Linked DNA regions of Homo sapiens: region 2 is linked to region 1. A link is an interaction called in ENCODE POLR2A ChIA-PET data of the cell type or tissue named here. Cell type or tissue: GM12878. All regions are shown on one strand. Links, peaks and the distances in the headings refer to the core of each region. The heading gives the core; the rest is flanking DNA.

The links. ChIA-PET counts read pairs that join two places held together with the same protein. Peaks named below come from ENCODE experiments on the same cell type or tissue, not always from the same donor. Only the 100,000 strongest peaks of a DNase experiment are listed, where the experiment ranks them.
Region 2: POLR2A ChIA-PET joins it to region 1 with 6 read pairs; 2 of 35 experiments call an interaction of 5 or more read pairs at or near these places.

Annotation. Positions count from the first base shown.
Region 1 is chr19:5,316,150-5,331,984 of GRCh38, forward strand. All of the region lies in intron 1 of PTPRS (protein tyrosine phosphatase receptor type S), which reads right to left. Among named protein-coding and RNA genes, the nearest start is that of PTPRS, 17 kb to the right of the region's middle. RefSeq lists enhancers at 3,541-4,042, 4,043-4,542, 6,066-6,335, 14,005-14,114, 14,215-14,294. In GM12878, for the core only: a CTCF peak has its summit at 5,931; a DNase peak (open chromatin) is centred at 6,162; H3K4me3 peaks cover 552 bases; H3K27ac peaks cover 939 bases.
Region 2 is chr19:5,480,208-5,496,042 of GRCh38, forward strand. LOC124904622 (a long non-coding RNA gene) reads right to left here and starts at 7,436. Exons shown (of 2, transcript XR_007067106.1): 1 at 7,376-7,436; 2 at 1,771-2,070. In GM12878, for the core only: no CTCF peak of the experiment used is centred there; no DNase peak of the experiment used is centred there.

The sequences.
Region 1 (15,835 bases), core at 3,870-8,869:
CCCAAGCAATCCTCCAGCCTCGGCCTCCCAAAGTGCTGGGATTACAGATTAGCCACTGTGAGAAAGGGCTTTTTAATACTCTTTTGGACACAGGTTTTGAACACTTTTCTTTCCTGAACTACATACGTAAATGGAAAATGTAAGTCAAATAAATGGTTCATGTTTCCTGAAAAGTCCTGTGTCCCGAGTCCAGCTCTCCTGAATGCCTCTTGCCCCAGATTTGCTGATTGGGTTTTTTTTTCTTTCTTTCTTTTTTCTTTTGAGACGGAGTCTCGCTCTGTCACCGAGGCTGGAGTGTGGTGCTGTGATCTTGGCTCACCGCAACCTCGGCCTCCCGGGTTCAAGCAATTCTCCTGCCTGAGCCTTCCAAGTAGTTGGGACCACAGACTCACGCCACCACGCCCGGCTAATTTTTTTATTTTTAGTAGAGAAGAGTTTTCACCATGTTGGCCAGGCCGGTCTCCAACTCCTGACCTCAACTGATCCACCCGCCTTGGCCTCCCAAAGTGCTGGGATTACAGGCATGAGCCACCGCGCCTGGCCTAATTTTCGTATTTTTAATGGAGGCGGGGTTTCACCAGGTTGGCCAGGCTGGTCTCGAACTCCTGAGCTCAGGTGATCCACCTGCCTCAGTCTCCCAAAGTGCTGGGATTACAGGCATGAGCCACCACACCCGGCTGTGATTTGGGGTTCTGGCACCCGGCTGTGATTTGGGGTTCTGCACACATAGCACTGTTGCTTGCACTCCCAGGCACCGGGGACCTGGCTTCTCCCACGGGCGGCTGCCCCACTGCCCCGGGATTTTCCTCCTAGCCACGCTGAGACGTCTGTTCTGAGGGATCCACGAAGGATACCAACTATAGCTGGGGCTCCTGCTCACCCTCCCATGGCCCAAACATCAGGGTTTGTCAACTCACACTTTGAGGGCTGGAGTGGCCATGGCGGGACATTAGGAAGAACCACTCTACCCAAAACAATGCCTCATGCATAGCAGGCACTGAGAAAATATTACTTGGGTAAACAAATAAATAGCTGAGCCTGGCCAGGCGCAGTGGCTCATGCCTATAATCTCGGCACTTTGGGAGGGAGAGGTGGGTGGATTACTTGAGGTCAAGAGTTCGAGACCAGCCCGGCCAACATGGGGAAACCCCATCTCTAGTAAAAATACAAAAATTAGCCAGGCGTGGTGGCACGCGCCTGTAATCCCAACTACTCGGGAGGCTGAGGCAGGAGAATCACTTGAACCTGGGAGGTGGAGGTTGCAGTGAGTCGAGATTGTGCCACTGCACCCCAGACTGGGAGACAGAGCAAGACTGTCTCAAAAACAAAAAACACAAAACATTGCACAGGAAATGAGCAATCAGAGAGGTTGGGCAATGGCCGCAAAATCACACAGCTAGGAAAGAGGTGACGGCAGGATTTGAATCCAGGACTAACAGAATCCTAGATTTTCCACTGGTCCAGGTGGCTACTGACAGCACAAATTTTCCTAAAATAGGACAGGGCAGGGCAGGGCCCAAGCAAACATCTCAAATAAGAGAACCCAAACTCACATAGATCTTTAAAGTAAGAGGGTGGGGTGTGTGGCCCACCTAGAAATTAGTAAGGGGCCAGGTGCAGTGGTTCATGCCTGTAATCCCAGCACTGAGGCTGAGACAGGTGGATCACCTGCACTCAGGAGTTCGGGACCACCCTGGCCAACATGGTGAAACCCCGTCTCCATTAAAAATATGAAAATTAGGCCAGGCGCAGTGGCTCACGCCTGCAATCCCAGCACGTTGGGATGCCGAGGCGGGCGGACCATGAGGTCAGGAGATCGAGACCATCCTGCTTCACACGGTGAAACCCCGTCTCTACTAAAAATACAAAAAATTAGCTGGGCATGGTGGCAGGTGCCTGTAGTCCCAGCTACTCAGGAGGCTGAGGCAGGAGAGTGACGTGAACCTAGGAGGTGGAGGTTGCAGTGAGCCGAGATCACGCCACTGCACTCCAGCCTAGGCAACAGAGCGAGACTCCGTCTCCAAAAAAAAAAAAAATGAAAATTAGCCAAGTGTGGTGGCGCTTGCCTGTAGTCCCAGCTACTCTAGAGGCTGAGGCAGGAAAATCGCTTGAACCCAGGAGGCGGAGGTTGCAGTGAGCAAGATTGTGCCACTGCATTCCAGCCTGGGCAACAAGGTGAGACTGTCTCAAAAAAAAAAAAAAGAAGAAGAAGAAATGATGGAATGATGACCGTGAAATGCTGCGAGACGGAATGAGGACAGGACAGAACAGGCTGCACCCCAGCTAGGTCCAACAGCAAGGCAGTCTGGCCATGCTGTGTGACCCTGGGCAGGTGACTCGACTCTCTAGGCCTCAGTTTCCTCATCTGTAAAATGGGTATAAAAGTCTCTTCCTCCCCTCACATGGCTGCTGTGAAGACTGAATCGAAAGGCACACAGAGCTGTTCACACCACCTGAGAAGCAGCTGATAGACTGCAGATATTATCTTGGTGGTGGTTGTTATTATTTGTTTTTATTTTGAAAGACAGGGTCTCGCTCTGTCACCCAGACTGGAGTACAATGGTGAGATCACAGCTCACTGCAGCCTCAAACTCCTGGGCTCAAGTGATCCTCCCGTCTCAACCTCCCAAAGTGCTGGGATTACAGGCATGAGCCATTGGGCCCAGCTGATGTTATTTTTAAAAAAGTTTTTCCTGGCCTAGGCTGTCAGGGTGTCTAGCACCCTATTCCCCTTGAATTGCTAAGTGAGAGGCCCACACTGCAATCTCTTGATCTGTTTGTATTCTCCATTTAACAGACAGTGAGTCCCTGGAGGGCAAGGGCCTGGCCTGCCCTCCCCTCCATATTTGTCCCTGAAATTCTGAGTTCTGGAAACTTCTAATGGAAGGATCGAAGAGAAAGCATCAGCTCAGCCTGGCCACTAACCCCAGACATGGAAAGAAAAAAAGGAGGGATACTCTACCTTCAAAAGCCATCCCAAGGCCGGGCGCAGTGGCTCACATCTGGGATCCCAGCACTTTGGGAAGCCAAGGTGGGCAGATCACCCGAGGTCAGGAGCTCGAGACCAGCCTGACCAACATGGCAAAACCCATCACTACTAAAAATTAAAAAATTAGCCATGCGTGGTGGTGTGCGCCTGTAGTTCCAGCTACTTGGGAGGCTGAGGTAGAAGGATCACTTGAGCCCAGGAGGTGGAGGTTGCAGTGAGCTAAGATTGCACTGCACCACTGCAGTCCAGCCTGGACGACAGAGCCAGACCTTGTCTTTTTTTTTTTTTTTTTTTTAAAAAGCTATCCCAAATCCACTTGCTTCTTCTCCCCACCACCCACCTTTGCCTTCACCTGGTCCATCCCTGGCATCAACCATGAGTATCTGAGTCAGGTCCTGTCCCTCCTCTGCCCACAGCCCTCCATAGCTCCCACCTCTCTAGGGCTCAAAGCCCAGGGTTCTCCCTGCAGCCCACAAGACCCTACATGACCTATTGCCTCCTCTCCCCTCCCCATCACTCACTGGGCTCCAGCCACACAGGCCTCCTCGCTGTTCCTCCAACACGCCAGGCGTGGTCCTGCCCCGGGGCCTTGGCACACGCTGTGCCGTCTGCCTGGAATGCTCTTCCCCCACGTTATCTGCTTGGTTCCTCCTCACCTCCATCAGGGCTTTGCTCAAACATCACCTCCTCAATGAAGCCGTCCCTACAGCCCCATTAAAAATGACAACCCTCATGCCTCCCTCCCGAGTCCCCTTTGTTCCTTTACTGCTTTCTCTGATCACCCCTGACGTGCTATATATCGTATTTTGCCTATCATCTCTCTCCCTGATCCACAAAGCCATCCCCTTTATTGCTTCAGGGTCCCGGCACAGAGCCTGGTGGACAGGAGGCATCTGAGAAATCCCCCCAGATGATGGAAAGCGCAAAATCGGAGGCAGTGGCTGCGGCCAAAGCAGCCGCTGAGACCCCGGAGGCTGACGGCGGAAGCCTCCACGCCTACTCCAGCCGGGGCCTTCCTGTCCCTGTTGGCAAGCCAGGCCCCTGCCCTCTGCCATCCGGCGGCTCAACACCTGTTGTGACACAGCAGGAAGCAGGGGCGGCAGCCAGTGCCCGTGGCCTTGGCTGGACAGGTCCCTCCGGCAGGTTTAATCCCTGCCCCAGTGGGAGAGGGGGTACACGGACCTTGAAGCCAAACACACAGGCTGACACAAGCACCATCCACTTGGCTTATCCGGCTCCCGGGAAGTGGCCAGTGTAGGGACAAGCCTGATAAACATCTAGCAAATAAATGGATTTTTTCTTTTTTAATTGAGACGGAGTTCGCTCTGTCCCCCAGGCTGGAGTGCAGTGGTGTGATCTTGGCTCACTGCAAACTCTGCCTCAAACGATTCTCCTGCCTCAGCCTCCCAAGTAGCTGGGATTACAGGTGCACGCCACCATGCTGGGCTCTCATTTTTGTATCTTTTTAGTAAAGATGGGGTTTCGCCATGTTGATCAGGCTGGTCTTGAACTCCTGACCTCAGGCGATCTGCTCACCTCAGCCTCCCAAAGTGCTGGGATTACAGGCGTGAGCCACCACGTCCGGCCTGGATTTCTTTACAATCGTCACACTGTCCTCATGCTGAGCCCAGCCCTGATTTGAGGGCTTCACCCTATGAACTCACTAGATCCTCCCAAGGGAGCCTGGATGGTTGAGGTTATCATTATCCTCATTTTCCAGATGAGGAAACTGAGGCCCAGAGAGGTGGAGTCATTGCTACTAAGGGACAGAGCCATCTGGCCCTAGAATCTGGTTTTGGCCACTAATCAACACAGTCTCAACGAATGAGAAGAATAAAACAAGGGCCCGGTGCTGGCTCATGCCTGTAATCCCAGCACTGTGGGAGGCTGAGGCAGGAGGACCACTTCAGCCCAGGAGTTCGAGACCAGCCTGGACAACATAACAAGACCTTGTCTCTACAAAAAATTAAACAACAACAAAAAAATTAGCCAGGCATGGTGGTGTGCACCTATAGTCCCAGCTGCTCAGGGGGCTGAGGCAGGAGGGTCAACTGAGCCTGGGAGGTTGAGGCTGCAGTGAGCTATGATCATGCCACTGTACTCCAGCCTGGGCAACAGAGCAAGACCCTGTCTCAACAAAGAAAAATAAAAAGAATAAATCAAGGTAACAGGGAAATGTGAGTCACGTCTACGGAGCATTCCGACCTGGGGAAAAGGGCAGCTATGCTTCATCTCCCTGATGTCTCCCGACCCAGTGACATGGGCCCATTTTAGGGATGAGGAAAACTGAGTCCCTCAAGGGGGAAGCGATTTCCTGAAGGATCTACCGCCTAGAAGTGGCAGGCTCAGAGCTAATGCTAAATTCACTAAACCCTGACCCAGATCGACTACAGGGTCATTTTGTAGAGGCCTCAGTGCTGTAAGGAGTTTGGCTCGTGCCTCGTGAGTACCCACTGTGTGCCAGGCCCAGAGTGGAGAAGCCTCAGATGTCTCATTTCCAGACAGGTAAACTGAGACTGAGAAGTTCAGCTATTTGCCCAAGCCCTGAGATGTCCCCATTTTACAAACAGGTAAACTGAGGCTCAGAGAAAGAACCATTTATCCAAGCGCCAAAATTGTCTCCATTTCCAGATGGGTAAACTGAGGCTGGGAAGTTCAGCTATTTGCCCAAGCCCTGAGATGTCCTCATTTTACAAACAGGTAAACCGAGGCTTGGAGAAATAGAACCATTTATCCAAGCCCCAAAACTGTCTTCATTTCCACATAGGTAAGCTGAGGCTGAGTTCAGCTATTTGCCCAAACCCTGAGATGTCCCCATTTCACAAATAAACTGAGGCTCAGAGAAATTTAACCATTTATCCAAACCCTGAAATTGTCCCCATTTCCATTTGGGTAAACTGAGGCTCAGAGAGGTTTCAACAGTTGCCAGAGGTCACACAGCCGGCAAGAGGCAGCACTGAGCCTCAAATCTGAGGTTTCCTGACCTGACAGGGAACTGCAGGCCCCACGGTCCCCGCCTGAGCTGGCGTGAGCCTTTAGCGGAAGCCCTCCCCAGCTCTGCACAGCAGACACCCTCGCGGCCGTGCCTTGCTGGAGTATCCACAGTGACACACAGCCCTGTTGGTGGCTGGGCTTTTTCAGGCTTAAAAGGGAGGTAATATCACCTAACACCAGCTATATTTTTAAAAACCCCACAGCACTCAGGAGGCTGGCCCGTCAGCGCAGCACCACGTCCGTGGGCAGGCAGAGGCCCCGGAACTCGAGGACGTGGCTATTTTAAAGGGGCTATTTCTGGAGGCTGAGGTGAGAATGCGGGGGTGGGAGGAAGAAGCAGCCGCGGGGACCGACTCGAGCCCGCCCCGACTGGCCGACTCCCGGGTTGGGGGTGGTTAAAAGCAAGAACGTGGAAGCCACCTGCTCCCCGCAAGCACTGCCTCCAGCCCGCAGAAAGACCTCAGGCGGCCGGGCGCGGTGCTCATGCCTGTCATCCCAGCACTTTAGGAGGCTGAGGCGGGCGGATCACCTGAGGCAGGGAGTTCGAGACCAGCCTGACCAACATGGTGAAACCCTGCCTCTACTAAAAATACAAAATTAGCCGGGCATGGTGGCGCACGCCTATAATCCCAGCTATTCGAGAGGCTGAGGCAGGAGAATCGCTTGAACCCGGGAGGTGGAGGTTGCAGTGAGCCAAGATCGTACCATTGCACTCAAGCCTGGGCAACAAGAGCAAAACTCCGTCTCAAAAAAAAAAAAAAAAAAAAAGAAGAAGAAGAAGAAGAAAAAGAAAAAACAGACCTCATGCATTTCAGAGCCTCATTTCTTCCCCTGGGAAGAGCTGCTTAGGCAAAATGTATGCCTGGAGCCCTACTGTGTGCAGATGCTGCCATGGACATGGTAGAGGAGGAGAGAAGCAGATAATGAGTATGAAGCATTCGAGGCTGGGAGAGGTGGCTCACGCCTCTAATCCTGGCACTTTGGGAGGCCGAGGAGGGCAGATCATTTGAGGTCAGGAGTTTGAGACCAGCCTGACCAACATGGCAAAACCCCATTTCTACTAAAAATACAGAAAAATTAGCTGGGCATGGTGGCACATGCCTGTAATCCCAGCTACTCAGGAGGCTGAGGCAGGAGAATTGCTTCAATCCGGGAGGCAGAGGTTGCATGAACCAAGATCACACCACTGCACTCCCGCCTGGGTGACAGAGTGAAACTCCGTCTCAAAAAAACAAACAAAAAAGCATTCAACAGAGAAATGGTGGCAAGGGCTTTGAGTCAAAGAGAGCAGAAGGGGGAAGACAGGAAACTAGGTGGTGGGGCAGGCTGCAAGTTTAAATAGGGTGATCGGGGAGGCCTCATTTAAAAGTGACCTGAGACGTGAAGGAAGTCAGGGAGGTTGCTGTTTGGGGAAAAGCATTCCAGGCAGAGGGCACAGACTGTGCAAAGGCCCTGGGGCGGGACCATGCCTGGTGTATTGGAGGAACAGCGAGGAGGCCCGTGTGGCTGGAACAGAGTGAGGACGGGGAGAGAGGAAGGAGGGGACGGCAGGGAAGGGATGGAGCAGGTTGTGCAAGGCCTGGTGGGCTACAGGGAGGACTTGGGGTTTTCCCCCAAGAGGTGAGAGCCATAGAGGGCTATAGGCAGAGGAGGGATGGGACCTGACTCAAGAACTGAAAGATGTCATTGTGGGAAGACAGACTGTGGGAATGAGGGCTGGGGTCACACCAGAGCAGAGGTGACCGTGTTGGTCCAGGTGATGATGGGAGCTGGACCAGGTGGAGGCAGAGGATAGAACAAAAATGAAAAAATGAAGGCCACGTGCAGTGGCTCATGCCTGTAATACCAGCACTTTGGGAGGCCAAGGTGGGTGGAATGCTTAAGCTCAGAAGTTCAAAACCAGCCTGGCCAACATGGTGAAACCCCATCTCTACAAAAAATACAAAAATCAGCCAGCATGGTGGCACGTGCCTGTCATTCCAGCTACTCGGGAGGCTGAGGCAGGAGAATCGCTTGAACCTGAGACAGAGGCTGTGGTGAGCCAAGATTATGCCACTGCACTCCAGCCTGGGAGACAGAGCGAAACCCTGCCTCAAAAAAAAAAAAAAAAAAAAAAAAAGAAAGAAAAAAAGGGAAAGCAAGCTGGCCTGTGTACAGTACTCAGCGCACAGTCCGGCACACAGCAAGTGCTCAGCATACATTGGCTTGTATTATTTTTAGGGTCTTAGGCTCTGTACTCTGAACCTGAAACCCGCTTCCCCTGGCAGGACCCAGGAGAAGACAGTGACCCCTGTGCCTGGGAGCATTTTGTGTATGGAAGGGGACACAGTTTTCACTCTCATGTCCCTATTGGCCTGTCCCAGGCTGGCGGCAGCTGATCAGACCAGGGCCAGATCTGATGGTTGCAATGGAGGAGGAGAGGAGAAGGAGGTAGTGACCCATGGGTTAAAGGGGGGAGGCCCCCAGGTGTGTCAGGATGCAGCCCTGCCACAAAGCGTGGGGTCAGCCCAATCCTAACTCAACTCTACTTGCTGTGTGACCCTGCACAAGTCACATCCCCTCTCTGAGCCTCGGTTTCCTTATCTGCGAAAGTGGGGCAGTGGTTGCAGGCTTCTCACAGGGCTGTGCAGATTCAACAGGACCACGAGGCACTCAGCTAGAGGTGGGATCCGTGTCAGCACCCATCATGCTTGGTCGTTCACCATCATCCCCATCCTCACACTGTTTGCAAAACTTCGAGTCTGGGGTCTCTGGAGCACAGGGGCAAGAAGAGCCACATCCCCAGGAGAGCCACATCCCCAGAAGGTGTCCCAAGGTTCATGTTCTGCCACCGTTTGGATCCAGTTGAATTGCAAATGCCAGAAAAAGCACAAATAAGGAATGATTTCTCTTTTCACCTAAGGGAAGCTGCCAGGTTGGCCATTCAGGGTTATTTTCCCCTCCCCGACAATCACTGGGGCCCAGGCCCCTTCCACCTCTTTGATCCCCCATTCTTATCTATGACACCTGCCTCATGGTCCAAAATGGCTGCCTGAGCACCTGCCATCATCTCCATATTCCAGCTGACAGGTAGAGAGGAGCATGTGCCACTTCTCTTGAAAGGCATTTCCAGAAAATCCTGCTTATTTACGCCATGGGTCAGCATTGAATCATATGGCACAGACAGCTGCAAGGTGCACTGAGAAATGTTTTCTTTCCCCCAGGTGGCCATGTGCCCAGATAAAAATTGTAAAGTTCAACTGCTACGGAGTCGGGGGATATGATGGGATATTGGGAGATCCCGCCACAATATCTCATGTGGGCCATGGGGCCAGGTCTTGGGTCTCAAACCAGCGCATCTGAGACATTTTAACCTGGAAAGAGAAGAGAGACGTCATCGGGGCCGGCCCCCTGCCTCCACACCACGACGGTTTCACTCATTCCAACATCCACCTCCCAAAAGACTCCAAGGTCAGAAGCAGTGGCCACGACCCAAGCACAGGCTCTGCCCAAGGCGTCCCCAAGGACAGGCCCCCACCGGCAATCTGTGCTCCCCAAGCACTGGGGCTGAGCCACCAAGCACCCCCATTCAGCCTCCTTCCTGCCTGCCGAGGACACCGGCCAATTCATCTCCTTCTCCTCAGTAAACAACTGTCAGGGAAAATAAATAGTTTTTAATAGGCTCATTAATTGAATTCAGGAAGAAATCACCTTCTCCCCAGGCCATGGGGAAGCAACGCTCAGTTCAAGAAATTCAGGCCGAAGGCAGAAGGGGCTCAGCCTCCCAGAAAGTCCAGGAGATGCCCCAAACAGTTGTAGTCACATTCAATAACACTGGGACAGGCATGGTGGCTCATGCCTGTAATCCCAGCACCTGGGGAGGCTGGGGCAGGCAGATCACTTGAGGTCAGGAGTTCGAAACCAGCCTGGCCAACATGGTGAAACGCTGTCACTACCAAAAATACAAAAATTAGCCGTATGTGGTGACACACGCCTGTAATCCCAGCATCTCGGGAGGCTGAGGCAGGAGAATCGCTTGAACCCGGGAGGTGGGGGTTGCAGTGAGCCGAGATCGGGCCATTGCACTCCAGCCTGGGCGACAGAGTGAGACTCCATCTCAAGAAAACAAAACAAAATACTGACTCAACCAGCAAGGGGGTCATTCTGTGCTGGGCTTAAGGCTAAAAGCCTCAGGTGGGTGCTAGGATGTCTTAAACACCTCAGGGGTGCTCAGGCTTCAGCTTTCAGCCTGGAACAGACAGAGGCAAAAGCAGCAAGAATTTAATGCCCTTGTTTTGCTCTCACCACATTTATTTTTAAGGTTGTACCTTCAAGGACATACCAGGTTTCCGTTCACAAGAGCAAGACAAAGTTTTCTCTTTTACGTTTTAAAAGAGAATGGGTTTAAACAAAACGTGTCAAGTACTGGCTGGGCACGGTGGCTCGTGCCTGTAATCCCAGCGCTTTGCGAGGCTGAGGCGGGAGGATCGCCTGAGCCCAGGAGCTTGGGGCTGCAGTGAGCTATGATCGTGCCACTGCACTCCAGCCTGGGTGACAGAGTGAGATGCTGTCAAAAGAAAAAGAAAGAAAAAAAAAAGAAACGAAGAAAAGAAAGGAAGAGAAGAGAAAGAGAAAATGAGGGAGAAGGAAGGAGAAAGAAGGGAAGAGAAGGAAGGAAGGAGGGAGGGAGGGAGGGAGGATAGAAGTAAAGAAAGAACAAGAGAGAAAGAAAGAAAAAGGAAGGAAGGAAGGAAAGAAGGAATGAAGCAAGCAAGCTAGCTAGTCCTTAGGCGATGGGGCAGCAAAACACCAGATATAGAGTCCAAAGACCCTGCAGAGTGACCTCGGCACAGACCTAGAGAGTCACAACTGACCCTCCACACCTGCTGAGGGTTCTGTCCACATTGACGTGACTCAGTTTCCCCACTGAGGCTGAGGTGGTCCAAGGGTAGCCCCGCTCGCACTCCCAGCCCAGCTCCTGCCAGCGTGGCAGCCTGCCCTGCGACTCGGTCTGCGCAGGGCTTGCCGTAGGTGCCCGCCAATCTGCTCTCCGCACTGCAGTGGGCACACTCCAAGCGCAACTCAATACCCCGGACACAGCGACTCCCCAGCGCCCCCAAGCCCCATATGCAGGTCCTGCGACCTTGCTTCCAGAGGGCACTGATCATCAAGCTGTATTTTATGATATCTTAGCCAGTTTGGGGCTTACTCCAAGCGTGTTTAGCATAGATCCTTCCAATACCAAGACCCTTCTACCCAAGAGACAGCCTCACCCCCATTTTGCAGACGAGAAAACTGAGGCCCTGGAGGGTGAAACCACTGCCCCAGGGTCACACTGAACAAGCAGCTCAGACATGATTCAAACTTGCACCATTCAAATGCTAAACCCGATCCCCCAAAGATCCCCTGGCCCATTCCTGGTGAGCTCCTCAGTAACTTCTCCACCTGTCTGGCCAGACACACAGGGTGCCCAACATCCATCAGGCCTGGCTCAGTTCTTTTTGTTTTTAGAGACAGGGTCTCGCTCTGTTACCCAGAGTGCAATGGGGCATGATCATAGCTCACTGCAGCCTCAAACTCCTGGGCTCAAGCAATCCTCCCACCTCAGCCTCCTGAGTAGCTGGGATTACAGGTGCACACCACCACACCCGGCTAATTTTTTTACTTTTTATAGAGATGGGGTCTTCCTATGTTGCCCAGGTTGGACTCGATCTCCTAGCCTCAAGCAATCCTCCCATCTCAGCCTCCCAAAGTATTGGGATTACAGCCATGAGTCACCATGCCCGGGTACTGGTTGACTCTTAAAATCATCTGGCCCAACCACTGTACACTTTCTGGGGGTCCCCAGACCCTTTGGGCCTCTCACCTTCTCCTCAGGAGACAAGAAATCTCACAGACTGTTTTAGAGTTCCCTGACCTCCTGACACTGGTCCTCAGACCCCTGGCTTGAAGCCAATTACTCAGAGACATCACCCTCAAAGCCATTCCTTACCACTTCTTTTGTTTTTTTTTGTTTTTGTTTTGAGACAGAGTCTCACTCTATTGCCCAGGCTGGAGTGCAATGGCACAATCTTGGCTCACTGCAACCTCTGCCTCCCGGGTTCAAGCGATTCTCCTGACTTAACCTCCTGAGTAGCTGGGATTACTGGCACACACCACCACGGCCAGCTGTATTTTTAGTAGAGACTGGGTTTCACCATGTTGGCCAGGTTGGTCTCAAACTCCTGACCTCAGGTGATCCACCAGTCTCGGCCTCCCAAAGCGCTGGGATTACAGGCGTGCACCACCACAGCTGGCTGTATTTTTAGTAGAAAAGGGGTTTCACCATGTTGCTCAGGCTGGTCTCGAACTCCTGACCTCAGGTGATCCACCTGCCTCAGCCTCCCAAAGTGTTGGGATTATAGGCGTGAACCACCGCGCCCGGCCCTTACCACTTCTTGCCAGACACTACGGATATTCATCAGCTCAGAGAGGGTGAGCAAGTAGCTGAGAGCACACAGCATTTCCGCTGGGAACCCAGTCTCCTGGCCTCCCTGCCCAAGGGCAGAGTGAGCTGAGCTTTAATCCCAGCACTTTGGGAGGCTGAGACAGGTGGATCACCTGAGGACAGGAGTTCAAGACCAGCCTGGCCAACATGGTGAAACCCAGTCTCTACTAAAAATACAGCCAGCCATGGTGGTGCGTGCCAGTAATCCCAGCTACTCAGGAGGTTGAGGTCACTGTGGCTGCCTCTCCCTGCAACATCACCCACTCCGAGTACTCTCAGAGCAGGACCAGGGGGCTCTTGCTGTGAGCTGCCGAGGCAGGGCTTTCCCCATCATTACCTGCCTGATCAAGGTCATTAGACGTGGCAATGCTGGTACACGCAGGCCAGGCGGTAGCTCCCAGGAGCCAGACGGGCTGATCTGGAGGGGCGGGTGAGGTGTGGCGGAGCTTAGGTCCTAAAGGGGTTGCAGACAGAGCGATATCGTGAGGGAAAACAAAACGGGGTGCGGGAGGCAATGGCGGGGTAGGGGTGGCCTGGCCAGAAACAGAGCTCCCGGCAGAGCAAGGACAAAGGCCTGGAGGTGGAAACAGGAGAAGGATAGGTCTACATGGAGTGGAACGGACAAAGGGGAGGGGAAGAGGAGGAGAGATGAGGCCAGCGGCCCACAGAGAGGAGTCTGAGGGTGCCATCCAGAGAGGGAAAGTGACTTCCCCGAAGTCACACAGCTCGTAAGGGGCAAAAACACATCCTGGCCGATAACATCTTTGCTCCCAGCCACTGTGGGAAGTGGCCTCTGGCTACATCGTAGCTAACAATCCAGCTACAGAATTGCAGCCCCCAGTGCAAAATGAAACCGTGGGGTTTTCCTTGTTTAAAAATTATTAAGGCCGGGCACAGTGGCTCACGCCTGGAATCCTAGCACTTTGGGAGGCTGAGGCGGGCAGATCACGAGGTCAGGAGATCAAGACCATCCTGGCTAACACAGTGAAACTCTGTCTCTACTAAAAATACAAAAAATTAGCCGGGTGTAATAGTGGGCGCCTGTAGTCCCAGCTATTGGGGAAGCTGAGGCAGGAGAATGGCGTGAACCCGGGAGGTGGAGCTGGCAGTGAGCTGAGATCATGCCACTGCACTCCAGCCTGGGCAACAGAGCAACACTCCATCTCCTAAAAAAAAAAAAAAATTAAGAATTTCCAGGTCGGGCATGGTGGCTCACGCCTGGGATCCCAGCACTTTGAGAGGCCGAGGTGTGTGGATCACCTGATCTCAGGAGTTCAACACCAGTCTGGCCAACATGCTGAAACTCTGTCTCTACCAAAAATACAAAAACTAGCCGCCGAGCATGGTGGCACATGCCTATAATCCCAGCTACCTGGAAGGCTGAGGCAGAATCTCTTGACCCCAGGAGGTGGAAGTTGCCGTGAGCCGAGATCACGCCATTGCACTCCAGCCTGGGTGACAGAGCAAGACTCTGTCTCAAAAAAAAAAAAAAAAAAAATTATTAAGAATTTCCAGACGGCATCAACAGAGCATCCATCTAAATGCAGCCCCTTCTGATCGTGGGCCCCCGAGTGACTGCAGGGCCCCCGTGAAGCTGGGCCTGGGTGCAGCCTCCAGGAGTGTAGAAACGACATCCTGTCCAGAAACAACGCCTCTGTAAACCTGAGAAAGGGCTTGTCATTCCCAGTTCTCACCCTTCCTTTGTGCCTCAGTTTCCCCATCCGCAAGACAAGGGGACACCTGCCACCTCTCAGGGCAGTTCTGAGGAGGAAATGAGAAAACACAGGGCCAGGCACACTGGTACTGGTGGCGGAGCATTAGCGGCCCCCACCACGGGGGACTTTCCGCCCGCTTGGGTTAGTTCTCCTCTGTTGCAGCTGTTTGGAGAATGTGGGTTTGAGGTTCCAACCTCATCACCCCTAACGGTTCACGAAGCTGTGGGGAGAGAGGGTAGACTCATCCAGCTCCTCCTGTGCACCTTGGGCTCCTGGCCCCGTTATCAATGTGACACCACTGAATTCCCAGTGATGCAGCAGGCAAGACTCGTCCCCATTTCACAGATGAGAAAACTGAGGCTCAGGGGAAGGAAATAATGAGGTCATCTCACACAGCCAGGGAGGGTCTTTGTCAGGATCCGAACCTGGGGCGTTCAGACCCCTAATGCCCTTCCCCAGCAGGGCCGGAGTCTGGGCTCCCAGGGCCAGATGGGGCCAAGAGAAAAAGTCCTGGGACCTGGCAGCCTCTCTGCACCCTGCTGATATCTGGGAGTTGAAGCCAGCACTGTTGCCGGAAACCCCGGCAGTTCACACTCTCTAGAATTCATCCGACAGGGGCAATTACCCACTTCCAATAATCAATGGGGCAGTGGAACCAGGACAGATGTGCAGAGGGAACCCATTAGCAATCTAAGCGTTCTGGCCCCGCGAGACGTCAGGGAGCGTGTTGGGTGGACGCTCAGGGACAAAGGCACCATCTGCCTGATTTCTCTCGCTGTCTTGGGTCTTCAGCATAAGTCAGGGCTTCTTTTTTTAAAAAAAAAAAAAAAAAAAAAAGAGAAGGCCTTGCTCTGTTGCCCAGGCTGGAGTGGAGTGATGCAATCATAGCTCACTGCAGCCTCAAACTCTTAGGCTCAAGCAATCCTCCCACCTCAGCCTCCCCAGTAGCTGGGACCGTACGTGTGCACCCCAACCCTCGGCTGATTTTTTTTTGTTTTTTGTAGAGATGAGGTCTCACTGTGTTGCCCAGTCTGATCTTGAACTCCTAGGCTCAAGCAATCCTCCCGCTTTAACCTCCCAAAGTGTTGGGATTATGGACGTGAGCCACCATGCCTGGCAAAATCAGGGTTTCTAAACCTCAGCACAGTGTACATGAGGGTGGGGTCATTATCTGGGATGGGGTCATCCTGGCCATTACACAGAGTTGAGCAGCATCTCTGGCTTCCACCTACTCCATACCAGCAGCACCCCCCTGGACATGACACCCAAAAATGTCCCCAGACGTTGCCAAGTGTGCCCAGGGGAGCAAAAGTGACCCCGGCTGAGAACCACAGCAGTACACTCAACGAGTAATACTGGTAACCCGGGTGCTCCAGCCCCAAGAGCAAACGACTGCGCTACAGAAAGAACGAGGGATGGAGAAGCAGGTCCTGCCGCCAGTAGATAATTCGCAGCCCTGCCCCGCGGGACAGCCGGCTTCCTTCTACGCAGTATTTAATTTAAGTCAAGTTTATCATTATGACCAATATTAATATAATCAGAGCCAACGTTTATCGAGCGCGGACGCTGGCCCAGGCCCTGTTCTCAGCACTCTCTGTAAGCTATCACACTGGTGCCTCTAAAGAACCGCAGAGGTGGCTGGGAGTCTTAAACCCATTTCACAGGCCTGGA
Region 2 (15,835 bases), core at 4,505-9,504, 160 kb after region 1:
GCGAGCTGGGGAAAGGCCAGGCTGAGGACAAGGTCGTGGGCAGGCCGGGATATCCTAGGCTCTTAGCTTCAGAGCACTGTTGAGGGAGTCCCAGGCTCTCTTGTCTGAAGGGTAGAAGTGGAGGGGGCTGTCAATTCTGAGTAGGGCTTGAAGCTTTCAGTTAGGATGCAGATGAGGGTTTCACTGAGGAGACACTGAAGCAAAGACACAAAGGAGGCTAGGGAGGCTGCCACATGGCTTTTGGAAGGAACAGCTTGCCAGCAGAGGGCACAGCCTGTGCAAAGGCCCTGAGGCAGGACCTCACCTGGGGTGTTGGAGGAACAACGAGGAGGCCCATGTGGCTGGAGCAGAGTGAGTGAGGGGGAGACAAGGAGGAGGAGAGGGCAGGGAGGGGCTGGGGCAGGTCGTGCAGGGCCTGGTAGGCCTCGGGGAGGACTTGGGCTTTGACCCTGAGGGAGGTGGGAGCCATTGAGGGCTGTGGGCAGAGGAGAGACGAGATCTGACTTAGGTGCTCACGGGCGCCCTCTGGCTGCTGTTCAGAGAACAGTTGTGGGATTCACAGGGAAAACAAAACCCAGTTACTAAATTCTCCCAGGTCCAGGTATTGGCTGGGATCTGTAAACCAGAGACCCCCTGGCACTTTAAAAGGAAAATCAAGGCTGGGCGCAGAGGTTCACGCCCATAATCCCAGCACTTTGGGAGGCCGAGGCGGGTAGATCACCTGAGGTCAAGAGTTCGAGACCAGCCTGGCCAACATGGAGAAACTCCATCACTATTTCCAAAACTTTCTCATCTTCCCAAATTGAAACTCCATCTCCATGAAACACTCACTCCCCACCCCCCTCCCCAGCCCCTGGCACTCCCCATCCTACGTTCTGTCTCTGTGAATCTGATGACTCTAGGGATCTCCTAGGAGTGGAGTCACACAAGATTTGTTCTTTTGTGTCTGGCTTCTCTCACTGAGTGTGATGTCCTCAAGGTTCATCAATGTCATCGCCTGTATCAGAATTTCCTTCCTTTTTAAGGCTGAGTAATATTCCATTTTATGCATAGATCACATTTTGCTCATCCATTCGTCTGATGAAACACTTGTGTTGTTTTTGGCTTTTGCCTATCGTGAATCATGCTGCTATGAATGTGAGTGTACAAGTATCTCTTTGAGACTCTGCTTTCTATCAAATTTTGTTTGATTTTAATTAATTTAATGTAAACAGCCACCCATGGCTAGTGACTGCCATATTGGACAGAGTGGCTCTGCAGAATGGAAAGAGAATAGAAGAGAATGAATTTTTTTCTTTCTTCAGTGTGATTGAATTCTCTGTCTGGGCCAACGAATGGCAGGCATCTCATGAGTCAATGACAGTTATAAGTGTCCCACACTAGAACCAATTGTCCAGGGCAGACACATCCCAAGAGCCAGGGCGACCATGGAAAAGCCCCTGCCTAGGATGAGGTCCCATGGTCCTGCTGCTTTCTTCTGCCCAAGGGCAGGTGGTCTGGATCCAACAGGCTTGGGGACAAGAGCCACCATGTCCTTAGCCACCCCTTTCTGGCTGTTGCTGCACAGCCCTGCTTACAAGAGACCCAAGGCAGCCACACCTCACCCCATGGCCATGGGCCTCATGAAGGTGGTGCCCAGGGAGATCGGGTGGGAGATCTGGGACTCCTTGGATTGCACCTGTGCTGTAGAAGAGCCTTGAAGGAAATGTTTAAATGGAGGTGTATCCATTAGCTATTGCTGTGTAACAAAGTACCCACAAACCTAGCAGCTTCAAGCAACACATTTATTATCTCACAGTTCCCATGGATTGGGAATCTGAGCATGGCTTAGCTGGGGCCCCTGCATTAGGGTTTCTTACAAGGTTACAGTTTTGGTGTCAACCAGGACTATGGTCTCATCAGAGGCTCGACTGGGGAAGGATCCATTTCTAAGCCTTCTCGGGTTGCTAGCAGGATTCATTTCCTTGTGGCTGCAGGATTGAGGTGCCTGGCTTCTTGCCATTGGCTGAATTCTGCTCTCAGCTTCAAGAGGCTGCCCACAGTTCCTTGCAATGTGGTCCCCACCCTGGGCTGTTCACAATGTGACCATGTGCCAGTAAGAGAGAAAAAGAGTAGTGAGATTGCTAGCCAGATAGAGTCTTATGTAAGGTAATATAATCATGGAAGCAACATTCTGTCACCTGTGCTATATACTGTTGATGAGAAACAAGTCACAGGTCATGCCCACACTCAAGAGTAGGGAATTATGCACAGGATGTGAACACCAGAAGGCAGGAATCATGGGAGCCACTTTAGGATCTGTCTGCCACAGGAGATAAAGAGAGCAAGAGTTTTCAATGGCTCTGGGCCCCAAGGGGTTTCTGGGAGACAGGGAAGGAAGAAAAGGAGGGGGGAAGGAGGAGCTGAGAGTAAGAGAGATTGGGAATTGGGAGGAAGGGAAAAAGAAAGACATTAAATTCCATCTATATCTGTGGTGCCCCACTTTTGCCCAGCCTTGTACCCAGAAAAGTACCAGCCCTGGATTTTTCTATGTCTAGCACAGATACTCCCAGCCTAGTCTGACATTTGCTGTGATAAGGGAGGTTGGAAAAGGTTCCTGATCCAATGTGGGGTTGGGAAAGGTATCCTGGAGGAGGCACTTTCTGTGCTGATCCCCAAGTTTGAGACAGAGCCAATGGGTGAGAAGGGGGAGTGGGTTCTTGCTGGAGAGACCAGCAAGAACAAAGGCCCAGAAGCATGAAGCAGAGATGTATGTTCACACCAGGAGAGCAGAGTGATAATACAAGAGGGTGGAGGAATGGGTCATTACTTTGCCTCTTAGGGAGGTGATGTTGTACCCATTGTACAGATGGGAAGACTGAGGCTCAGAGAGGTGAAACCACTTTCTCCAGGCCACAGGGCTAAGAAGCGGAGCAGCCTCATTCGTAAAATGGATGTTTGAGGTCCTCATTAGATCTCACATCCTGGCTCTGAGGCCTCCTTTGTGACTCGGGATCAAAAACAAGAATAATAATAATAGCAGCAGTATTTGTTGATCACTTTCTATGTGCTAAGTGCTCTTGTAAATGCTGTACTTCAGAAGTCAGCCAGGGACAAATACAGTCCAACACCTGTTTTTAATTTTTTTTTTTGAGACGGAGTCTCACTGTGTCACCCAGGCTGGAGTGCAGTGGTGCAATCTCAGCTCGCTGCCAGCTCCGCCTCCTGGGTTCACACCACTCTCCTGACTCAGCCTCCTGAGTAGCTGGGACCACAGGCACCTGCCACCATGCCCGACTAATTTTTTGTATTTTTAGTAGAGACGGGGTTTCACTGCGTCAGCCAGGATGGTCTCGATCTCCTGACCTCGTGATCCATCCACCTCGGCCTCCCGAAGTGCTGGGATTACAGGCGTGAGCCACTGCGCCCGGACAACTTTTTTAATAGTTGAAAAAATAAAATAATATTGTGGTGCTGAACACAGTGGCTCATGCCTGTAGTCATGTCAGTGTTTAGGGAGGTGAGGCGGGAGGATTGCTTGAGGCCAGGAGTTAGACACCAGCCTGAGCAACATAGCAAAACCCCATTTCCACCAAAAATTTAAAAATTACCTGGGTGTAGTGGTGTGAGCCTGTGGTCCCAGCTACTCAGGAAGCTGAGGGGAGAGGATCCCTTGAGCCCAGGAGTTCGAGGCTACAGTGAGCTATGATGGCACCACTGCGCTCCAGCCTGGGTGACAGAGCGAGACCCCGTCTCTAAAAAAAAGAAAATAGTAAACATAAAATAAAATAAAATAAAAACTTGTCTTTTGGGACACATGAAAATATGAAATTCCAATGTCAGCATCAACAAATAAAGTTTTACTGGCATGCAACCATGCTCATTTGCTCAGCTATCATCTATGACTGCTTTTACACGACTGGCAGAGTTGACTTTCTGGCCAAAACTTTTGACTTTCTGGCCCCTTACAGAAAAAGCTTGCCAGCCCCTGCTGTCATGTGTTCACTCTTTGCAACAGCCCCATGAGTTAGATGCTGTGTCTTCCTTCATTTATACAGATGGGGAAACTGAGGCATACAAGCTGAAGTGGCTCAGCTAAGGTTATAGTGGATAAGTGATCAAGCGGGGATTTGAACACAGGTCTGTTGGACTCCCCATAAGGTGCTCTCACTGCTGTGTCATGCCTTCTTGCCCAGCCCTTGGTGCTTAAGGCTGGGAGTGCCTGAGTCTAGCTCTTTCTCTCCCTAGCCTAGGATCCCTCCAGAGGGCTGGGCTCTGCACTGAGCCTTAGCAGAATCCCAGCATCCTTGGACCCGGGGAGGTGCGCCAGTCAGCAAAGTGCCCAAAGCAAGCTCCAGAATCCACCTTGCCCCCTCCTCCAGGGCCCATCCGGGAAGGCAGCCAGTTAAGCGCAAATCAATTAAACAAACTCCATGCTGCCTGCCGCCCTCATATTCTGACCTCAGCCAAGAGGCTCGCATTCCAGCCTGGCGGACTTGGGTCCAAGCAAATGCACTTGTGGGAGGATCTGAGAAGGGGCTGCAGGATCAGGAATCCATACAAAGAACTCCAGCCTGGCCCCCTGGGAGCCTGTGATACTTAGTTTGTATAATCTGATCCCCCTTGGGGAACATGGTGGGGAGGTACTGTGTGAGCAAACGCGGGGAGGGGGGAACCTGTGGAAACAAGAGCCTGTTCTGCAGAAGATGAGCTGCTCAGTGTGACGGAGAGTGCAAGGGAACAGTGAGAAAGAAGCCTATAATTTGCTCATTGTATGTGTCAATCAAGCGATAGAGGTTGCTGTTTCTTCGTTGCATGCTATCTGAGAGATTTGACACCTGAAAAGGAAGTATCAAAATGCAGGCTCTCCCTGCTGGACTCAAACCTACAGCCGTCTTGTAAGGGCCTGAAGACAGAGCAGAGACACTAAGAAAAGGGGGCTTCTGGATCCAGCCATTCCTGAAGTCCATATACCCCTGGACTTTTCACTTTACAACCTGACATTTATGTATATGGTGTCTGCATGGTAATTAATAGTGGTCTTGTCAAATATTTCTTGATCTTTACCTTCTGAAACATAGAAGACTAGATTATTCTTCAGCAAATTTCATTCAACCTCTTCCCAAAGTTTACGGGAGAAATGCCCTTCCCTGACCCACTGAGGCCATCCCAGCTACGTGACTTGCTTTGGTCAAGGCAATGTGAGGGAATGTGACAGTGTGCCAATTCTGCACTTAGGTCTTCAGAGTCACTGCATGTTTCTACATGACCTCTCCTGCTCCAACCTTTAGCCCTGGGTCAAAAATGCCTTGAAAAGCCACTAAGCCAAGGAAGATAAAAAAACACATGGACCCGGCCTGACCCAATTCACAGGGTAGAACTGAGCCCAGCTGATCTGCAGATGTGAGAAGGAGAAATAAATGCTGGTCAGGCACAGTGGCTCACACTTGCAGTCCTAGCACTTTGAGGGGCCAAGGTGAGAGGACTGCTTGAGGCCAGGAGTTTGAGACCAACCTGGGAAACACAGTGAGACCTTGTCTCTACAAGAAGATAAAAAATTAGCCAAGTGTGGTGGCACATGGCTGTAGTCCCAGGTACTTGGAAGGCCAAGGCAGGAGGATCATTTGAGCCTGGGAGATGAGGCTGCAGTGAGCTATGATGGCACCACTGCACTCCAGCCTGGGCAATGTAGCAAGACCCTGTCTCTACACACACACACACACACACAAATTTTTTTTTTGAGACAGAGTCTCGTTCTGTCGCCCAGTCTGGAGTACAGCTGCACAATCTCAGCTCATTGCAACCTCCACCTCCCGGGTTCAAGTGATTCTCCTGCCTCAGCCTCCTGAGTAGCTGGGATTACAGACACGTACTACCACGCCTGGCTAATTTTTGTATTTTGAGTAGAGACGGGGTTTCACCATGTTGATCAGGCTGGTCTCGAACTCCTGACCTCGTGATCTGCCTTCCTTGGCCTCCCAAAGTGCTGGGATTACAGGCGTGAGCCACCGTGCCTGGCCTATACAAAATTTTTAAAAATTAGCTGGGCATGGAGGTGTGCACCTCTGGTCCTAACTACTTGGGAGGCTGAAGCGGGAGGATCACTTGAGGCCGGGAGTTCGAGGCTGCAGTGAGCTATGATCACACCACTGCACTCCAGCCTGGGGGAACAGAGTAAGACCCTGTCTCTGGAAAAGAAAAAAAGAAGTGCTTAGGGTTGTATGTCAAAGAGATTTGGTGGATGTCATAGCTACGGCTATTACATGAGCACAGTTTGGGATTGAACTTCCTGGCTTCTGCAATGGGTTGGATTGAGTGGGAATGTAGGATGGGTTCTAGACAACATGGTGAAACCCTGTCTCTACTCAAAATACAACAATTAGCTGCTAATGAAATACCCTCCAGAACCCTGTTTTCTTCTGCCACAGAAATCAACAAGTTCCAGGCAGTGACTGCTCCATCAGCCAGGGTCCTGGAGGGAAGTGATAATCTTCAAGTCCCTGGCCCAAAAGGTCACAATTGCATATACAATGTGAGTGAGAAATAAACTTTGGATGTTCTTAGCCTCTGAGGCATAGGGGCTGTTTGATTACTGCAGCAAAACCAAGCCTATCCTAACAGATACAACAGGAATGGAGGCTTTTGATACCACAGAAAAAGGTGGCAGACAGTGGCATAGATCCTAGGCAAAAAGGAAGACTCCAGACCCTAACTGGTAACATTTATCAAGTCCTTGCTGTGGTCCAGGTGCTCTGCACAGCGCTTCTTTTGAGAGTTTACATGCTTACATTGAATTTGCACACTCATGCTATGGGGTAAGAGCTGATTTTTTTTTGAGACGGAATCTTACTCTGTTGCCCAGGCTGGAGTGCAGTGGCGCGATCTCAGCTCACTACAACCTCTGCCTCCTGGGTTAAAGCGATTTTCCTGCCTCAGCCTCCCGAGCAGCTGGGATTACAAGTGTGCACCACCACGCCTGGCTAATTTTTCTTATTTTTAGTACGAACGGGGTTTCACCATATTGGTCACGCTGGTCTCGAACTCCCGACCTTAGGTGATCCACCTGCCTTGGCCTCCCAAAGTGCTGGGATTACAGGCGTGTGCCACCATGCCCGGCCCCAAGAGCTGATATGGTCTCCATTCTACCAGCCAGGAAACTAGGCTCAGGGAGGGACATAATTCACTCAAGGTCACATAGCAGGGAATAGGTATAGCTGGAATTTCCTGCCAGACCTGTCTGATTGCAGAGTCTGCCTTTGCCCACAATCCACCTTCCTCCTGGCCATGATACGACGTTCCAAGGGTCTGCAGCCACATGGTTTATCATCTCCACCAACGGGACTTGAGACCACAAGAGAAACCACAAACCTCAAGCCCTAAAGCTTCTCAAACTCACCTGTTGGGATTTAAATCTTTCAAGGAGACCTAGTAGCTCCCCAGAGTAGCCTCATAGAGCCACCATCCCCATGCTTCCAGTTCCTTCTATGATCTCACCATTATTACATGGGGGAAGATTTCTCTCTCTCTTTTTTTTTTTTTTAAGAGACAAGGTCTTGCTCTGTCACCCAGGCTGGAGTAGTACAACGGCACGATCATAGCTCACTGAAGCCTCGAACTCCCAATCTCAAGTGATCCTCCTGCCTCAGCTTCCTGGGTCGCTGGGACTGCAGATGTGCACCACCATACCTGGCTAATTTTCTTTTTTTTTTTTTTTTTTTTTTTTTTAGACAGAGTCTCACTCTGTCGCCCAGGCTGGAGTGCAGTGGCGCAATCTCGACTCACTGCAAGCTCCACCTCCTGGGTTCACGCCATTCTCCTGCCTCAGCCTCCCAAGTAGCTGGGACTACAGGCGCCCGCCACCACACCAGCTAATTTTTTGTATTTTATATTTTTAATAGAGACAGGGTTTCACCGTGTTAGCCAGGATGGTCTCGATCTCCTGACCTCGTGATCCGCCCACCTCAGCCTCCCAAAGTGCTGGGATTATATTTATTTATGTATTTATTTATTTTTGAGATGGAGTCTTGCTCTGTCGCCCAGGCTGGAGTGCAGTGGCGCAATCTCGGCTCACTGCAAGTTCTGCCTCCCGGGTTCACACCATTCTCCAGCTTCAGCCTCCCGAGTAGCTGGGATCACAGGTGTGCACCACCACACCCAGCTAATTTTTGTATTTTCACGGAGATGAGGTTTCACCGTGTTGGCCAGGCTTATCTCAAACTCCTGACCTCAGGTGATCTGCCTGCCTCCGCCTCCCAAAGTGCTGGGATTACAGGCATGAGCCACCACGCCCGGCCTACCTGGCTAATGTTTAAATTTTTTGCAGAGATGTGTTCTGCCGGGAAAAAAAAAAAAGACACACCTTTACGTTGCCCAGGCTGGTTTCAAACTCCTGACCTGAAGTCATCCTTCCACTCAGCTTCCCAAAGTGCTGGGATTATAGGCACGAGCCGCTGTGTACTTGCCATCGTGGGGGGATTTTATATCCCAGACACCCAGAACTGCCCCTTAGCTTCTGTTTTTTTTTTTTGTTGTTGTTTTTTTTTTTTAGACACAGTCTTGCCCTGCACGTCAGGCTGGAGTGCAGTGGTGCCACCTCGGCTCACTGCAACCTCTGCTTCCCCGGTTCAAGCAATTCTCCTGCCTCAGCCTCCCAAGTAGCTGGGATCACAGGTGTGCACCACCACACCCAGCTAATTTTTGTATTTTCACAGAGATGAGGTTTCACCGTGTTGGCCAGGCTTGTCTCAAACTCCTGACCTCAGGTGATCTGCCTGCCTCCGCCTCCCAAAGTGTTGGGATTACAGGCGTGAGCCACTGCGCCCAGCCTGAAAGCATCATCTTTTCTTTTTTCCTTCCATAGCATTTCTCACCTTCTAACACACCCTGCCACATACCTACTTGTCACTGTATTCCACGGGCTCTGAGATGCCGTCAAATATAAGATGCACCTTTGGGTCAGGCACGGTGACTCACGCCTGTAATCCCAGCACTTTGGGAGGCCAAGGTGGGTGGATCACCTGAGGTTGGGAGTTCGAGACCAGCCTGACCAACATGGAGAAACCCCGTCTCTACTAAAACTACAAAATTAGCCGGGCATGGTGGCGCATGCCTGTAATCCCAGCTACTCGGGAGGTTGAGGCAGGAGAATTGCTTGAACCCGGGAGGCGGAGCTTGCAGTGAGCCGAGATTGCGCCACTGCACTCCAGCCTGGGCGACAGAGTGAGATTCTGTCTCAGAAAAAAAAAAAAAAAAACCATAAAAAATTTAAAAAACGTTTTCAATTGCTATCTCATTTCATCATCACCATCATCACGTTGTACAGATGGGGAAACTGAGGCCCCCAAAGGGACAGAGGGTTTTTCAAAGCCACCGATCAAGTCTGAAATCGACTCCCCTGTCCTGAGGTTTGTCTCCGCCCTGCAGCCTCCATCCCCCAGTTCCAAATCAGGGCACCCCGGACATTCCAGGACTGGCTTCACCCTGACATCGAGCTCTGGCCGAGCTCCCTCGTTTGGTGAAAATCTAATCACGCCAGCCTGAATGCTGACATCGAAATGACTGCCGAGCCCTTGACTCGGGGTAATTAGGAGCATTTTGGGATGCCTTGCTTGATTAAAAGCAGATCACCCGTTCAGAATGAAAATTCAGGAGGCAGATTGCTTTTGTTGTTGCCACGATGCTATTTTAAACCCACGCAGCTCTCCAGCTAATAAAGACCCGTCAATCGGCTGTCGGGGTGTTCAGGACGAACTGTCTGCAGGGTTCCCCCACTGCTGTTTACCACAGCACCACAGCCCAGAGGGACCCCTGTCAGGACATCAGAGCCAGCAGGGTGCAGGTTGACCTCAGTGTCACTCCCAAACCTCTCAGGGTTACTCCCCGTGTCTGCCTGGTCCCTGAACCAGAAAGTCAGATGTCGACCTGGTCTCTTCTCGCCCTCATCCCCTCCCCAGATCCTATCCCACCTGTCCCCAGGACCCCCTCCTGCCCGGATTCCAGTTCCTGGCTCCTCCCTGGCCTCTAGCCTCCCATCCGTCCTCCCCAGAAAGCTCCTTTTTTTTTTTTTTTTGAGACAGGGTCTCGTTCTGTCACCCATGCTGGAGTGCAGTGGCAAGATCTTGACTCACTGCAGCCTCGACCTCCTGGGCTCAGGTGATCCTCACACCTCAGCCTCCAGAGTAGCTGGGACCATAGGTGCATGTGCCACCATGCCTCATTTTTGTACCTTTTTGTATAGACAGGGTTTCACTATGTTGCCCAGGCTGGTCTCGAACTCCTGGGCTCAAGTGAGCCTCCTGCCTCAGCCTCCCAAAGTGCTGGGATTACAGGTGTGAGCCATCGCACCCAGCCCCAAGAAGGCTCCTTCTAAGGTTTGCTCAGCCTCCCTGTGCTTTGACTTCACCCAATGAACCACTTCTTATTCTTCCAGACTCAGTCACCTCCTCTGACCTCCAGGCTGGCCCAGAGACCCCCTCTTTTCTCTAATCACCCAGGTCGGAACCACCCTTTCCTGGGTCCGCCTCCTGCCTGGACTGTGAGCCATGTGTGGATGGGGTCAGGTCTGTGGTGCTCACTGATGGTTCTCCAGAGCCCAGCACAGGTTCGGGCACCAGGAAAGGGAGGTAAATATTGATGAATGTGGGTCCGGGCATGGTGGCTCACGCCTGTAATCCCAGCACTTTGGGAGGCCGAGGCGGGCAGATCACTTGAGGTCAGGAGTTCAAGACCAGCCTGGCCAATATAGCGAAACCCCATCTCTACTAAAAACACAAAAATTAGCCAGGCTTGGTGGCATGCACCTGTAATCCCAGCTACTCGGGAGGCTGAGACAGGAGAATCACTTGAGCCCAGGAGGCGGAGGTTGCACTGAGCTGAGATCGCGCCACTGCACTCCAGCCTGGGCAACAGAGACTCCAGTAAAAAAAATAAATAAATAAAAATAAAAATACTGATGAATGAAGGAATGAATGCATGCATGCATTGGGGTGGGAGGTACTAGGAACACCCTGGATCTCAAGGTATCGGGACCTCAAATGGCCCATCTCTCTGCCCTGAAGCACCCCCTTCTGCCAGTCTAGGTCCTGACCTGCACCCCAGCCAGGGGGAGGGACAGAGGCCTCCCTCAGAGACTCAGCCTTCAGCTCATGATTTCCCCAGCAGAGGAAGGGACAGGACAGCCCCTTAGCCTGACCCCTTCCCCACCCCAACCCCCAAAGACACCAATATGTCCACATCACATAGATGCAGGCATTCTGTCCGACCCCAGGAACAGATAATCCAATGCCGGGGAGAGGATGGGGGTGGGCTCCAGGGCTGGGCTCCCTGTTTTTCAGGGGCCAGTGGCTGGGCATGGAGTTGGACGACAGAGAAGGCCCTGGAGGCCAAGGGAAAGGATTCCAGCAGAAGATGCGGGGGAGGGCTGCAGTGGGAAGTCTGTCCTGTAGTCTAACCTTGGGCCGGGGAGTGATGTAACACAGCGGTTCTCCTTGTGGGTGATTCTGCCCCCCAAGGGACACTTGACCATGTCTGGGGGTATTTGTGCTTGTCACCTCTCCGTAGCGGGGGTGTGCTGCTGGTATCCAATGGGTGGAGGCCAGCGATGCTGTGGCACAACCTAAAACGCACAGGACACTCCCCACCTCAGAGAGTAACACAGCCCCAGATATCAGCCATGCCATCCGGGCGCGGTGGCTCACGCCTGTAATCCCAACACTTTGGGTGGCTGAGGTGGGAGGATGGCTTGAGCCCAGGAGTTTGCGACCAGCCTAGGCAACATGGTGAAACCACATCTCTACAAAAGGAAAAAAGTACAAAAAATTAGCTGGGTGTGGTGGTGCATGCCTGTGGTCCCAGCTACTCGGGAGGCTGAGGCAGGAGAATCGCTTGAACCCAGGAGGCGGAGGTTGCAGTGAGCTGAGATCATGCCACTGTACTCCAGCCTGGGCCACAGAGTGAGCCTCCATCTCAAAAAGAAAAAAGGCCGAAGGGGAGAGCATCTAATGTCAGCTAACACTTAGGGACACCCACTCTGGCCCAGGCTTTTCTGGGGGCTGCTTGACCACCCTAACTTCCCGTGAGGTGTGCATGAACATCATTCCATTTCCAGATGTGGAAAACCGAGGCCCACAGCAGCAAAGCCACAGCCCCAAGGTCGCACGGTGTGTTTGAAGGTCAGCCACACGGGGGCAAGGAATTTTGTTTCTGGCTAATTCACTGCTGGGTCCTTGGGGTCCTAGAATCAGGCCTGGCACATAGCAGGTGCTCAGGAAACACTGAATGAATGAATGAATGAATGAATGAATGAATGAATAGCAGAGCTGGGATTCAGACCCAAGCTGGTGGATGCCAGAGCCCCCCACTCGCAGCCCTGGGCTCGGAGGGGGGGACTTCTGCTGCCCTTTATGTCCCTGCAACCCCCTGGACTGCTGAGCCCCACGGGCCAGGCGCTGTCAGGATCCTGGAGGCCGCAGCTGATGTTTAAAGTCCCTATTGTGGTTCCTGAAAAAGGAGCAGGTGTTGGCAGCTTGGCTTCGCCAAGGAGGCCCTGCGGCCGGCGCCTTTGTCCCTTGAGCTGGTAAAATCCTCTGCTCGGCCGCTCCATTCAACCCACTCAATTCCACGTTCCACTTTCACCCCCGTCCACATTCTTCGCCTGCAAATCCCCCATTCTGAGCGGCTGGGCCCAAAAGGCGGGCGTCTTTGTTCGTCTTTTCTTGTCCTCCTCTGCCCGTTAATCTAATCGCTTCCTCTCTGAGATGCGGGAGGAAGGAGAAGGGAGGGAGGAAAATAAACAAATACTGAGGGTAAAAGAAAAGATTCGCCGAGGTTTCCATTGAAGGGGATTTCGCCTGCCACTTTGAGATATTGACAAAGGCTGGTGGGGGGCGAGGGGAGGCTTGCGGCGGGGAAGTCGGGCACTGGGCGGGTGGACCTGGCTCCCGGCGCTGCATTGAGATATTCAGAAAAACAAATTCATCTGGCCTGTCTTCCTGACAGTTTGACTGCCAGACACTGGTAAGTCCAGGCCAGGGGAGACAGCTGTCAACCATCCCGAGCTGAAGAGTTTGGGAAGGAAGGCAGAGACCAACGGGGCCCATTCCCCTCTCTCTCCCCGATTTGCTGTGTGACCTTGAGGGACATGCCTGCTGTCTCTGTGCCTTGTCACTAAGAAGCGGCCCTTTATGTCCCCACTTTGGAGGGATGGAGGATTCAGGGGTGCTCAGAGAGTGAAAGGTGTTTGCACAAGTTTACCCAATGCTGCCGAAGCAAACTCCTGGTTTAGGGCCCCTTCCCAGGACGAGGGAGGAGGGGAGAGGGCTAGAGGCTGGTCAGAGGGTCCAGATGGAGCTCAAAAGCCGTCAACCCAATGTCATCCCACAGGGATTCCCAGGTGACTGAGGGACCCTCTTCTGTCTGAGTCCTCGGCCTTTTCTGTATACTAATAATCTTGTTTTTCTTTTTCTTTTTTGAGATGGAGTCTCCCTCTGTCACCCAGGCTGAAGTGCAGTGGTGTGATCTCGGCTCACTGCAACCTCTGTCTCCTGGGTTCCAGCGATTCTCCTGCCTCAGCCTCCTGAGTAACTGGGCTTACAGGCACCTGCCACCACGCCTGGCTAATTTTTGTATTTTTAGTAGAGACAGGTTTTTGCCATGTTGGCCAGGCTGGTCTCAAATGCCTGGCCTCAAGTGATTTGCCTGCCTCGGACTCCCAAAGTGCTGGTGCTGGGATTACAGGCGTGAGCCACCACGTCCGGCCAAGACGCTATTTCTTTAAAAAAAAAAAAAAAATCAGCAGGTGTTGTGGTGTGTGCCTGTGGTACCAGTTACTCAGGAGGCTGAGGTGGGAGGATCACTTGAGCCTGGGAGGTCAAGACTGCAGTGAGCCATGATCGTGCTACTGCACTCCAGCCTAGGCAACAGAGTGAGACCTTGTCTCTATTTAAAAAAAAAAAAAATAGATGATGGCCAGGCACAGTAGCTCACTCCTGTAATACCAGCACTTTGGGAGGCCGAGGAGGGCTGATCTCTTGAGATCAGGAGTTTGAGACCAGCCTGGCCAACATAGTACAACCCCGTCTCTACTAAAACTACAAAAAAATTAGCCGGGCGTGGTGCCACACACCTGTAATCCCAGCTACTCAGGAGGCTGAGGCAGGAGAACAGCTTGAACCCCAGAGGCAGAGGTTGCAGTGAGCCGAGATCGCGCCACTGCACTCCAGCCTGGACAACAGGGCGAGACTCCATCTCAGAAAAAAAAAGAAAAAGAAAAAGGCCGGGTGCAGCAGCTGACGCCTGTAATCCCAGCACTTTGGGAGGCCGAGGTGGGCAGATCACCTGAGGTCAGGAGTTTGAGACCAGCCTGGCCAACATGGTGAAACCCCATCTCTACTAAAAATACAAAACTTAGCTGGGCGTGGTAGGGGGGTGGGCGTCTATAATCCCAGCTACTTGGGAGGCTGAGGCAGGAGAATCACTTGAACCCAGGAGGCAGAGGTTGCAGTAAGCCGAAATCACGCCATTGCACTCCAGCCTGGGCGACAAGAGCAAGACTCGGACTTAAAAAAAAAAAAAAATGCATGAAAAGCCCAAGGTTTGGTGCATAAAGAGATGGCAGAAATCAAAGTCTCAGAGATTTCGTGCAAAACTTGCCCCCAAAGGATCCTGCAATCCCACCCCTAGGCTTTTATTTTCTTTGATGATACACGTGCCTGTGTCCCTGGGTGGGGAATCTTGCTATTGTTAGGAAATGAAACGCCACCGCCTGAGCTTGATTGCGTTCTTCCCACCCCCGCTGCCCAGGATCCACTCACAATGGGGGACGGGGGACGTGGGGGGCACGGAAGCCCCAACACGGGAGGTGGAATTAATCACAGCACCATACATGGGAGGTGCCTCAATTGTTGCAATCTATGTAATGAGAGAAAAACAAAAATGACTGCTTCCCTGAGGAATTAGAGGGAGGCGTTTTCCATTAGGGTTTTGTTGATGAAAAAGGACACGATTAGAGAAAATCCTGTTGTTGGCAGGGCCCTGGTCCCGGGTTCGAGCCAGAGAGGGGCACTCCAAGGAAACGGTGTCTGGGGCCGGGAGCAGGGCTCACGCCTATAATTCCAGCACTTTGGGGGGCCGAGACGGGCGGATCACAAGGTTAGGAGTTTGAGAACAGCCTGGCCAACATAGTGAAATGCTGTCTCTACCAAAAATACAAAAATTAGCCAGGCGTGGTGGCGGGCGCCTGTAGTCCCAGCTACTCGAGAGGTTGAGGCAGGAGAATCTCTTGAACCTGGGAGGCAGAGGTTGCAGTGAGCTGAGATCGCGCCACTGCACTCCAGCCTGGGTGACAGAGCAAGACTCTGCCTCAAAAATAAATAAATACAAAAATACAAAAATTAGCTGGGCACGGTGGCTCACACCTGTAATCCCAGCACTTTGGGAGGTGGAGGCAGGCGGATCACTTGAGGTCAGGAGTTTGAGACTAGCCTGGCCAACATGGCGAAACCCCATCTCTACTGAAAATATAAAAATTAGTAGGGTGTGCTGGCACACACCTGTAATCCCAGCTACTCAGGAGGCTGAGTAGAATTGCTTGAACATGGGAGGTGGAGGTTGCAGTGAGCCAAGGTTGCGCCATTGCACTCCACCCTGGGTGACAGAGCGAGACTCTGTCTCCAATAAATAAATAAATAAAATAAAATAAGCAAACCCTTGCTGTTGTGGAAGAAGATGGAGCCAGGATCAAACAGGCTGAAAAATAGGGTGATAGAGCTGTCTGGGAGGTGCACAGGGCAAGAGGGATCATAGAAGGCTTCCTGGAGGAGGCGGCTCTGCAAAGACAGCGGAAGGAAGAGTTAGAAGA